Linked DNA regions of Homo sapiens: region 2 is linked to region 1. Evidence: chromatin contacts called from ENCODE Hi-C or POLR2A ChIA-PET data. All regions are on one chromosome and are shown on one strand. Each heading gives the region's core, a stretch centred on a gene start or an enhancer-like site at or near the end of the contact. The rest is flanking DNA. Distances are from core to core; before and after follow the strand shown. Region 1 overlaps KDM2B (lysine demethylase 2B). Region 2 overlaps CFAP251 (cilia and flagella associated protein 251).

Region 1 (5,154 bases), core at 1,494-3,993:
GCCTCGGCCCCAGGAAACTAGAGACGTCCTCAGCAGACATGGAGACTACCTCAGAGACAGTACCCAGGGGGACTCAGGCACTGGCTTCCTCAGGCTTCCTCCCCAGTCAGATCTGGGGTCCCTGGGAGAACATATAGCCAAGACCTGACCTCAGACCAGGACAGGCCCTTCCAAGGTCCACACCCATCCTCCAAACAACAGCGACCAAATCCCCCTAATCCCTCACACCACTTTCTCCACGTGAGGAGGAAGAGGCAGGTCCCTGAAATCTCACGGTGCTTTCTCAGAGACACTTCCTCTTCCACAAGGGGGTTTTGGCTGCCCCCAACCTGGAGGTGAACAGAAACTCCAGGGCCTCCGGGTGTGGCTCCTACAGGCATTCCCCTGCCCCCCCTCCCCCGCCACAGAACCAGGACTGAAGCCAGCTTGAGAGAGGAATCGGGAGGGAGAGGGGAACTGTGGAGGACTTCAGTATGACCTGTCCCACACACCGAGCACCGGCAGAGCTCAGGGGCCAGGCGCGCACGCGAGGACAGAAGGGAACCTCCTTACCCGCGTCCTGTCCTCGATCTCGTAGATCCGCAGCTGCATGGGCACGTTAAAGCTGTGCAGGATGTTTCCGCCGAACACCAAAGAGTCTACAGGGGTGTAGACGGCATGGATCCAACCTGGGGTGGGAAGGGCAAGGAGAGGATGAGCCGCTGGCCCCTGTGGGCTCCCACACCTCACAAGGCTGCAGGGAGGGAGAGCGAGCGTGCAGGAGGGTGCAGGGAGTGGAGAAGAGCAGCCAGGGCCTGGGGCAGCGGCGCCCAGCAATGCCTGCTGCACAACGCCCAGGCCTGAGCCGCCGAGAGGACTCAGACTTGCAGCCTCGAGCAGCCACTGTCTGGCTCAAGTCAGGAGCTGGGAAGCTGCAGATCAGCCCCCACTTCTTGAGGACCGTGATGACAAAAGCTTCCTCTGGGGACCTGGCTGCAATGGCCAGCAGAGAGGCAGGCCCTTTCTCCACCTCCATGCAGGCCACGGAGCCTCACCTCCCCTCCCAGGTGGCACATGTGTCCAGAGTCTTTCCTCACCATCCCAGAGGGGTCACAAAGGATGGCTGGGAACCATGACGCAGGAGTGACGTCTTGCCAGAGCTGCAGGACCCAAGCACTTTCCTCCGCCCAAGTCCATCTTCTTGTCATCAAACTCCACCCAGGCCCCTTTCCATGTGGTCTCCTTGGTCACACAACGCCTGCATGCCCCCCTCAGCTCTGCCCTCCACTCTGCCCCACAGGCTGCTGGTAAGTCTCTCCTGCAGCTTCTCACAGCTGGGAGCCGCAGTTTTTCATCTCTCCAAACTCCTAGCCTGGAGCCAGACACAGTCACCATCACAAGGGAAACGGAGGCAGGGCCAGGTGTAGTGGTGCACCTCTGTGATCCCAGCACTTTGGGAGGCTGAGGCGGGAAGATCGCTTGAGCTCAGCAGTTTGAGATCAGCCTGGACAATATAGTAATACCTCATCTCTAAAAAAAATTAAATAAATAGCAGGGCATGGTGGTGCACACCTGCGGTCCCAGCTACTCAGGAGGCTGAGGTGGGAGGATCACTTGAGCTCCAGAGGTTGAAGCTTCAGTGAACTGTGATCACACCCCTGCACTCCAGCCTGGGTAACAGAGATAACCATCTCAAAAAGAAAAAAAAAGAAGAAACGATAATAGAGGGCCCACCTTGTGCCAGGCACAGTGGTCTAAGGGCTTTTCAGGCCTTAACTCATTAATTCTCATGAAATCCCGAAAAAGTATATACTATATTCATGGCCGGGCATGGTGGCTCACGCCTGTAATCCCAGCACTTTGGGAGGCCGAGGTGGGCGGATCACCTGAGGTCGGGAGTTCGAGACCAGCCTGACCAACATGGAGAAACCCTGTCTCTATTAAAAATACAAAATTAGCCAGGCGTGTTGGTGCATGCCTGTAATCCCAGCTACTCAGGAGGCTGAGGCAGGGGAATCGCTTGAACCCGGAAGGTGAGGTTGCAGTGAGCCGAGATCGCACCATTGCACTCCAGCCTGGGCAACAAGAGTGAAACTCCGTCTCAAAAAAAAAAAAAAAAGTATATACTATATTCAACCTCAATTTACAGATGAGGGCCAGGCACGGTGGCTCATGCCTATAATCCCAGCACTTTGGAAGACCGAGGCGGGAGGATCACCTGAAGTCAGGAGTTTGAGACCAGCCTGGTCAATATGGCGAAACCCCGTCTCCACTAAAAATACAAAAATTAGCCAGGCTTGGTGGCACATGCCTGTAGTCCCAGCTACTTGGGAGGCGGAGGCATGAGAATTGCTTGAACCCCGGAGGTGGAGGTTGCAGTGAGCCAAGATCGCACCACTGCACTCCAGCCTGGGAGACAGAGCCAAAAACAACAACAAAAATTATGGATGAGGAAAGTGAGGCACAGAAAAATGAAGTCACCTATCAGGATTTTGAGCCCGGGAAGTCGGGCTCTGCATGGTCCATGAAGGCTGGGAGAAAGCCCCTCATTCACTGGGACACACAGCTACTGCACTGCAATTCACAGTGGCCATACTGCAAGTGCTCAGGTGACATGTGTGTGGCTCCTGGCTGCCGGGTCACACAGCGTGGGGCTAGGAGATGGGCAGGAGGAGAATCAACCCCAATTCACAGATGCTGAAACTGAGGGCACAAAGGGGGAAGCCACTTGCTGAATGAGTCACAGCTGGCAAGCGACAGCGGCTCCGTTTTTAGCCAGCACGCTGCACAGCTGCCGCTGCATCAAAGGTTCTGCACAGGACTGCAAGTCCCGGGGGAAAGGCTGGGAAATACAGAGGGGAGGCAAAAGGAGAAACGCAGAGAGAAATAAGGACAAGGGCGGACAGAGGCGGAGCAACTCACAGTGAAGGACAGAGGAGGGTTGGCTGGGGGAATGGTGCAGCAGAGGGAAGGGTGGCGGTGCCCCAAGACCCTGCACCTTGAAGGGCCTGGCCCTGGAGGCCGCTGTCCCCTCCTCTCCCAGCCATGCACTTTATTCTTTTGCTCTGAGGAAAATTACAGCGACTGCCTCTGCCCCCCAAGCCCGAGCGGTTCCAGTCTGTCCCCCAATGAAACACGCCAGCCCTGAGTCATGGGTGGTCACCACTGCTGGGAGCAACGCTCCTGCCTGGAAGACAGCACAGACTGCGGGGCCACTGCTGGCATCCGCAGTGGACACTCAGCCGCTGTCCCTTCCCACCAGGGCAACGCATGGAACAGAGCTGGCCATCCTCAGGGGAGAGCAAGGGAAAGCTCATCACCAGAAGCCCAGTGCTGCCGGGTACAGGCACGAGGGCTTTGCTTTAGGCAACCTCGTTCTGTGCCTGGCTCCCCGGGTCTCTGGCGTGAGCCATGAAAGACAGCTGCTCTGTGCGGTTGCAAGCGGCCGTCGAGCTCCCCAGCTTCCCATCCCACGACCTTCACCCTCCTCTGCACAGAAGCATGGCTGCCGCCCTGAAAGAGCCTCTGTCTCCACATCCGCTTCAGTCTCCTGCCTCTGCTGCCTGCAGGCTGACCTCAACATTTCCATGTTTCCACCAAGTGGAACCATGCTATTGAATGCTGTTATTGTCGCCATCCCCGTTATCCTAGCAACATTTCCTAAGATTGGGACCCGGGACCACCGGGTCATGTGATGCACAGGCAGGTGCATCTTATATGGCCCCACAAGCCTACCTCCCTCCCTGCAGAAAGCCCAAGTCCAGGGGCTAGGGTTCCATCCTGTCCCCTCCACTCCCCTCCCTTCTGGGGAACTTGGTGAGCAAGTCCTGAATCCATATAAGCAATTGGCATTGGTATCTGTGGTTGTCTCTGTCGATCACAAGGGCTCTGGTAGAGGATGGTGCCCACATGCATCCATCTTTCCCAGCCCTGGACTCTCCCTGTTCTCCTGGCAGGTGCAGAGGCCAACGCACCTGACTTACATCTGTTGCCCTGACACGTGAGGAAAGAGGAACACAGAGGAGAGCTGCTGCTGCGAGGAGGGGGCAGGGGATCTGCACGCCCAGACACTCGAGGGATTCTAGAAGCTTTTACCCACTCCCCTTCGCAGCCAGGGCCTCAAGGGTGGGTCAGGCAGCCACCCCTGGATTAGCCGCCACTGCGTCCCTCCCCCAGCTCTGCTCACATCTGCTTCATTACCCACATGCCTCCCTCAGTAAGAAGGAGGTGTGGAAATAACAGCGTTTGTGGGCCCCATCCATACCCCTCCTCCGATGGCCTCTCGACAGCCCAGGAAGCATGAGAGCCGGTGCTCCCAGGCTGCTGCCTGGGCTGGGAACGCTGGCATCTGCCTCCTGCTTCCAGCCAGAGTCATCGACAATATGAAGGCAATAAACAGAGGCTATTCAGGCCAAGCGACCAGGGACAGATGCAGTCATAGATGGGAAGCCAGTGATACACAAAGCAGCACATTCTCTGGGACCTCAGGGGGCCCAAGAAGGGCAGCAGGGGCAGGTGGGGCTCACCCACAACCTGAGCGTCTGCTCAGGACTCGGAATCCAAAGGCCCCACCCACATCTGCCTCCACCTCTGTGGCTTTAGCAGGAATAAACCTAGAGGTCTCAGAACTGGGCAAGGGACACCTCACAGACGCCCACAACCCAACCGGACCCTGGCTTCTTTCACCGACATCAGTGAACTCCCTGCGCCGGGCCAGGATCAGGAACGAACCTGTGGCTGCTGACATGAAGTAAGGATACTCTCCCTTCAAGGACCTCATAGTTGGGACCAGGGGCCAATTACTTCACGCCACCCCATGTTTAAAAATGGGGATATTTCTTTTGTTGTTGTTTTGTTGGGTTTTTGTTTTTTTGAGACAGAGCCTTACTGTGTCACCCAGGCTGGAGTGCAGTGGTGCCATCTCGGCTCACTGCAACCTCCACCTCCCAGGTTCAAGCCATTCTCCTGCCTCAGCCTCCTGAGTAGCTGGAATCACAGGCACACAAATTTTTACTAGAGATGAGGTTTTACCATGTTGGCCAAGCCGGTCTCTAACTCCCAGCCTCAGGTGATCCGCCCACCTCAGCCTCCCAAAGTGCTAAGTGCTGGGATTACAGGCGTGAGCCACCGTGCCACGCCAGTACATTCCATGTGACAATCTGAAATGCTGCCTTC
Region 2 (5,154 bases), core at 860-3,359, 470 kb after region 1:
CCCTTGACAGTTCAACCTTCAACATGAGCTGATTCAAAGTTCACACCCGAATGGGCAGCATGCAGGGCCAAGCCAAGCTGGGCCTGCCCCATGTGTCCTCCCAGCTCTGACCCCATCCCTGGCCACTGTGTGCATGGCATTCAGGAGGTGGACCCTTCTCTATACTCTCCAAACAGCAGCCCCGGGGCACCCTTCAGGCCTATGGGTGGGCAACACCAGGGGCACAGGTTGGCCTCAGGAGGGTGAGATCCCCATGGGCCCCGGAAGTGGGCTTAGGTTATGTAGGGGAGAGAAGCCTCGGGTTCAGGTACCCAGAGTGTGGTCTAGAATTGGGTGCATGGGCTCGGGGTGGGCACCTCCTCTGCACCCTCCTCCTCATGCTTGTTTCCCAGCATACAGTGTCTTCCTCTGACCTCCTACTGGCCAAACCCTTCATGGCTCTGCAGTAGGCCCACCTCTTCCAGGAAGCCTTCCCGAAGCCCACCTGGCTGAGAGCTCCTCCAACCTTTGATGATGTTCTCCTGCATCTTGGCACTGAATCTTCTAGAGCCACGGTAGCCAACCTTTTAAAATCAGTTGAGGGCACTTAAAAAAATACATCAGTATTTTTACACCTGATTTTTACACCTGGGCCCCAGCCTTGTGCAACAGAACCTAGGGGTGGAGTCTAAGCATGGACAGTTTTTAAAGCCCCAGGCAGCCAGGGCTGAGGACCTTGGCGATGGAGCCTGTTAGTTCGCTTTCCTTGTGTATATCGTCTCTTGAGCATCTCTTCACATGGCCCAGACCTTAATAGACACTGAATAAATATTTGCTGACCCCAGTGACTAAGATTGAAAACCAGAATGCAGAACTGTTCTAGTAATAATTGAGAGACTTGTATTTCATTGGCTTTGCACTAAACCAAATGCTCAGTAACTACTAGTAAATCGAGTAAAATTAACTAGGGCACTAAATGATTATTCTAAGCTTCTTGTGAGTTTCAAGAGAATTCTTTTTGTGGCCTCACTTGTGTCCACATTATTTACTTCATCATTCATTCATTCATCCATTCATCCATCTATCTATCCATTCAGTAAACATTTCTCTGAGCCTCTATAATGTGCCAGGCTCTGAACTAAGCTGCCGGGGAAATAGAGATGAAAGCTCTGGCTACAGCTTAATGGGGAAAACAGATGTGAGCCCAAAGAATTAGAGCGTGCACCGCAGCTGCCACCCATTATTACTCTCTACTGAAAGTCACAAGCTTGGGGCTGATTCATTTTGGCACCAGTATCACCTCCGTGAACCCCTGTGGTCTAAGAGCAGCAGTATTCAAAGTGTGGTCCCCAGACCAACAGGATTGACTTCACGTGACCTAGGGACTTACAAGAAATGCAAATGGTCAGACCCTATCCCAGACTCAGAAACCCCCCAGGTGGGACCAGCAGTCTGTTTGAACAAGACCTCCCGGTCATTGTGAAGCCTGACATGTCAGCGAGCCTTTGCCTTCCAGCCATGTTTCTCAAGCTTGGCTACGCATTCAAATCATTCGAATGAGAAGCTTCCAAAAATTTGGTCCCCAGACCAATTAAATCAGGATCTCAGCTGGTTGTGGTGGCTCATTCCTGTAATCCCAGCAATTTGGGAGGCCGAGGCAGGCAGATCACTTGAAGTCAAGAGTTTGAGACCAGCCTGGCCAACAGTAGGAACCCTGTTGCTACTAAAAATACAAAAATTAGCCAGCTGTGGTGGCGCGCGCCTGTAGTCCCAGCTACTTGGGAGGCTGAGGCAGGAGAATTGGTTGGACTCAGGAGGTGGAGGTTGCTGTGATCCGAGATCACGCCACTGGACTCCTGCCTGGGCGACAGAGTGAGACTATCATCTAAAAAAAAAAATCAGGTTCTCAGGGAATAGGATCTGGGCCTCAGAACTGTTTAAGCTCTCCAGGTGAATGGAATAAAGCCCCGCCTTAGCAGGCGTGAGAATGCCAATCAAAGGCCAGGCTGACTGACAACCACCAGTGCGTCTGGGCCGCTCAGCTAGGACTCCTGCTTCTCTCAAGCCATCTTCACACGGGGGCGTTCAGAACAAGCTCTGCGTTCTATTTCCAGCTCCGAGGTTCCTCTCCCAAGCATGAACTTTGTTCAGACAAGTAGCAGAACCTGCCTTTTCAACGAACACTTGCGAAGTCGGCTCAGGAAGGAAATGTCAGTGATGCCGAAGCTGCCAACTCCGTGCTTGTTGAGTAGTGATTCTTGATCAGTCATACGGGAAGAGAGAGTAAGAGGTGAATCACATGCTGAGTGGTTTGTGCTGTGAATGTTTGCTGAGCTCTTTGGAACTCTCTGGGTATGAGTAACTCAGGCCCTTATGAATTCCTTTTGTCGTCTTAGTCTCCTGTTCTGAACTGAGTTAAATCATATATTACATTGGTAATTTATATATATTTATATATATTATTTCTTTTTTTTTTCTTTTTCAGACAGGGTCTTACTCCTCACTCCTGTTGCCCAGGCTGGAGTGCAGTGGCACAATCACGGCTCAGTGCAGCCTCCACCTCCCGGGCTCAGGTGATCCTCCCATCTCAGCCTCCCAAGTAGCTGGGACTACAGGCACATGCGCCACCACGCCAAGCTAATTTGTTGTCTTTTTTGTAGAGACAGGATTTCACAGCCCAGGCTGTCTCAAGCTCCTAAAACGATCTACCCACTCCAGCCTCCTAAAGTGCTGGGATTACAGGCGTAAGCCACCCCACCCAGCCAAATTATAATTTATCTTATGTTATGATTACATGTATTGTAATTAGCAAGTGCATAGAAAAATATAATCACAAGAGCTCTCCCTCTCCCTCTCCCACTCCCTCTCCCTCTCCGTCTCCCTCTCCCTCTCCCTCTCCCCACGGTCTCCCTCTCATGCGGAGCCGAAGCTGGACTGTACTGCTGCCATCTCGGCTCACTGCAACCTCCCTGCCTGATTCTCCTGCCTCAGCCTGCCGAGTGCCTGCGATTGCAGGCACGCGCCGCCACGCCTGACTGGTTTTGGTGGAGACCGGGTTTCGCTGTGTTGGCCGGGCCGGTCTCCAGCCCCTAACCGCGAGTGATCCGCCAACCTCGGCCTCCCGAGGTGCCGGGATTGCAGACGGAGTCTCGTTCACTCAGTGCTCAATGGTGCCCAGGCTGGAGTGCAGTGGCGTGATCTCGGCTCACTACAACCTACACCTCCCAGCCGCCTGCCTTGGCCTCCCAAAGTGCCGAGATTGCAGCCTCTGCCCGGCCGCCACCCCGTCTGGGAAGTGAGGAGTGTCTCTGCCTGGCCGCCCATCGTCGGGGATGTGAGGAGCCCCTCTGCCTGGCTGCCCAGTCTGGAAAGTGAGGAGCGTCTCCACCCGGCCGCCATCCCATCTAGGAAGTGAGGAGCGCCTCTTCCCAGCCGCCATCACATCTAGGAAGTGAGGAGCGTCTCTGCCCGGCCGCCCATCGTCTGAGATGTGGGGAGCGCCTCTGCCCCGCCGCCCCATCTGGGATGTGAGGAGTGCCTCTGCCCGGCCGAGACCCCGTCTGGGAGGTGAGGAGCGTCTCTGCCCGGCCGCCCCGTCTGAGAAGTGAGGAGACCCTCTGCCTGGCAACCACCCCGTCTGAGAAGTGAGGAGCCCCTCTGCCCGGCCAGCACCCCGTCCGGGAGGGAGGTGGGGGGGTCAGCCCCCCGCCCGGCCAGCCGCCCCGTCCGGGAGGGAGGTGGGGGGGGTCAGCCCCCCCGCCCGGCCAGCCGCCCCGTCCGGGAGGTGAGGGGCGCCTCTGCCCGGCCGCCCCTACTGGGAAGTGAGGAGCCCCTCTGCCCGGCCAGCACCCCGTCCGGGAGGGAGGTGGGGGGGTCAGCCCCCCGCCCGGCCAGCCGCCCCGTCCGGGAGGGAGGTGGGGGGGGGGTCAGCCCCCCCGCCTGGCCAGCCGCCCCATCCGGGAGGTGAGGGGCGCCTCTGCCCGGCGGCCCCTACTGGGAAGTGAGGAGCCCCTCTGCCCGGCCAGCCGCCCCGTCCGGGAGGGAGGTGGGGGGGGTCAGCCCCCCCGCCCGGCCAGCCGCCCCGTCCGGGAGGTGAGGGGCGCCTCTGCCCGGCCGCCCCTACTGGGAAGTGAGGAGCCCCTCTGCCCGGCCAGCCGCCCCGTCCGGGAGGGAGGTGGGGGGGTCAGCCCCCCCGCTCGGCCAGCCGCCCCGTCCGGGAGGGAGGTGGGGGGGGTCAGCCCCCCTGCCCGGCCAGCCGCCCCGTCCGGGAGGTGAGGGGCGCCTCTGCCCGGCCGCCCCTACTGGGAAGTGAGGAGCCCCTCTGCCCGGCCACCACCCCGTCTGGGACGTGTGCCCAACAGCTCATTGAGAACGGGCCAGGATGACAATGGCGGCTTTGTGGAATAGAAAGGCGGGAAAGGTGGGGAAAAGATTGAGAAATCGGATGGTTGCCGTGTCTGTGTAGAAAGAAGTAGACATGGGAGACTTTTCATTTTGTTCTGCACTAAGAAAAATTCCTCTGCCTTGGGATCCTGTTGATCTGTGACCTTACCCCCAACCCTGTGCTCTCTGAAACATGTGCTGTGTCCACTCAGGGTTAAATGGATTAAGGGCGGTGCAAGATGTGCTTTGTTAAACAGATGCTTGAAGGCAGCATGCTCGTTAAGAGTCATCACCAATCCCTAATCTCAAGTAATCAGGGACACAAACACTGCGGAAGGCCGCAGGGTCCTCTGCCTAGGAAAACCAGAGACCTTTGTTCACTTGTTTATCTGCTGACCTTCCCTCCACTATTGTCCCATGACCCTGCCAAATCCCCCTCTGTGAGAAACACCCAAGAATTATCAATAAAAAAATAAATTAAAAAAAAAATAATAATCACAAGAATAATTACTGTCTGTTGAATGCTTGCTATGTGTTAGGCATTATGTTAAGCACTTTACGTACATAGTCTCAATAAGCTTCAGAAAAGCCCAATGCATACGTATTACTGTATTCCCTGCTTTTTCAAGATGAGGAAACTGAGGAGAAGGAATGTGAGTAACTCACTCAAGGTCATATAGACAGAAAATGGCAGAGCCAGAGTTTGAACCTAGGTCTATCATCAAAGATTGCTCTTTTAGCCCCAACCTCTACTGCCTCATGGTAAATAGTAGCATTCCTATGTAGTAATAC

Evidence for each region. Hi-C counts contacts between places; a loop is a spot of excess contacts on that map. ChIA-PET counts read pairs that join two places held with the same protein, here RNA polymerase II (POLR2A). Pooled maps may share reads with other maps.
Region 2: a pooled map shows a loop between it and region 1 (2.5-fold over the local background). The contact joins two enhancer-like sites. A Hi-C loop is called at or near these places in 1 of 37 single-sample maps with no recorded cell type and 3 of 50 pooled maps. POLR2A ChIA-PET finds 5 or more read pairs at or near these places in 1 of 52 experiments (activated CD4-positive, alpha-beta T cell).

The regions. Positions count from the first base shown.
Region 1 is chr12:121,520,433-121,525,586 of GRCh38, forward strand. It overlaps KDM2B (lysine demethylase 2B), which reads right to left. Exons shown (of 23, transcript NM_032590.5): 9 at 553-668. Among named protein-coding and RNA genes, the nearest start is that of KDM2B-DT, 58 kb to the right of the region's middle. RefSeq lists an enhancer at 2,780-2,969. Within about 2 kb of position 2,744, at least 3 of the 41 ENCODE cell types and tissues checked have a DNase peak (open chromatin) inside an H3K27ac peak, as active enhancers do.
Region 2 is chr12:121,990,127-121,995,280 of GRCh38, forward strand. All of the region lies in intron 19 of CFAP251 (cilia and flagella associated protein 251), which reads left to right. Among named protein-coding and RNA genes, the nearest start is that of BCL7A, 29 kb to the right of the region's middle. RefSeq lists enhancers at 909-958, 2,041-2,140 and a silencer at 4,897-5,154. Within about 2 kb of position 2,110, at least 13 of the 41 ENCODE cell types and tissues checked have a DNase peak (open chromatin) inside an H3K27ac peak, as active enhancers do.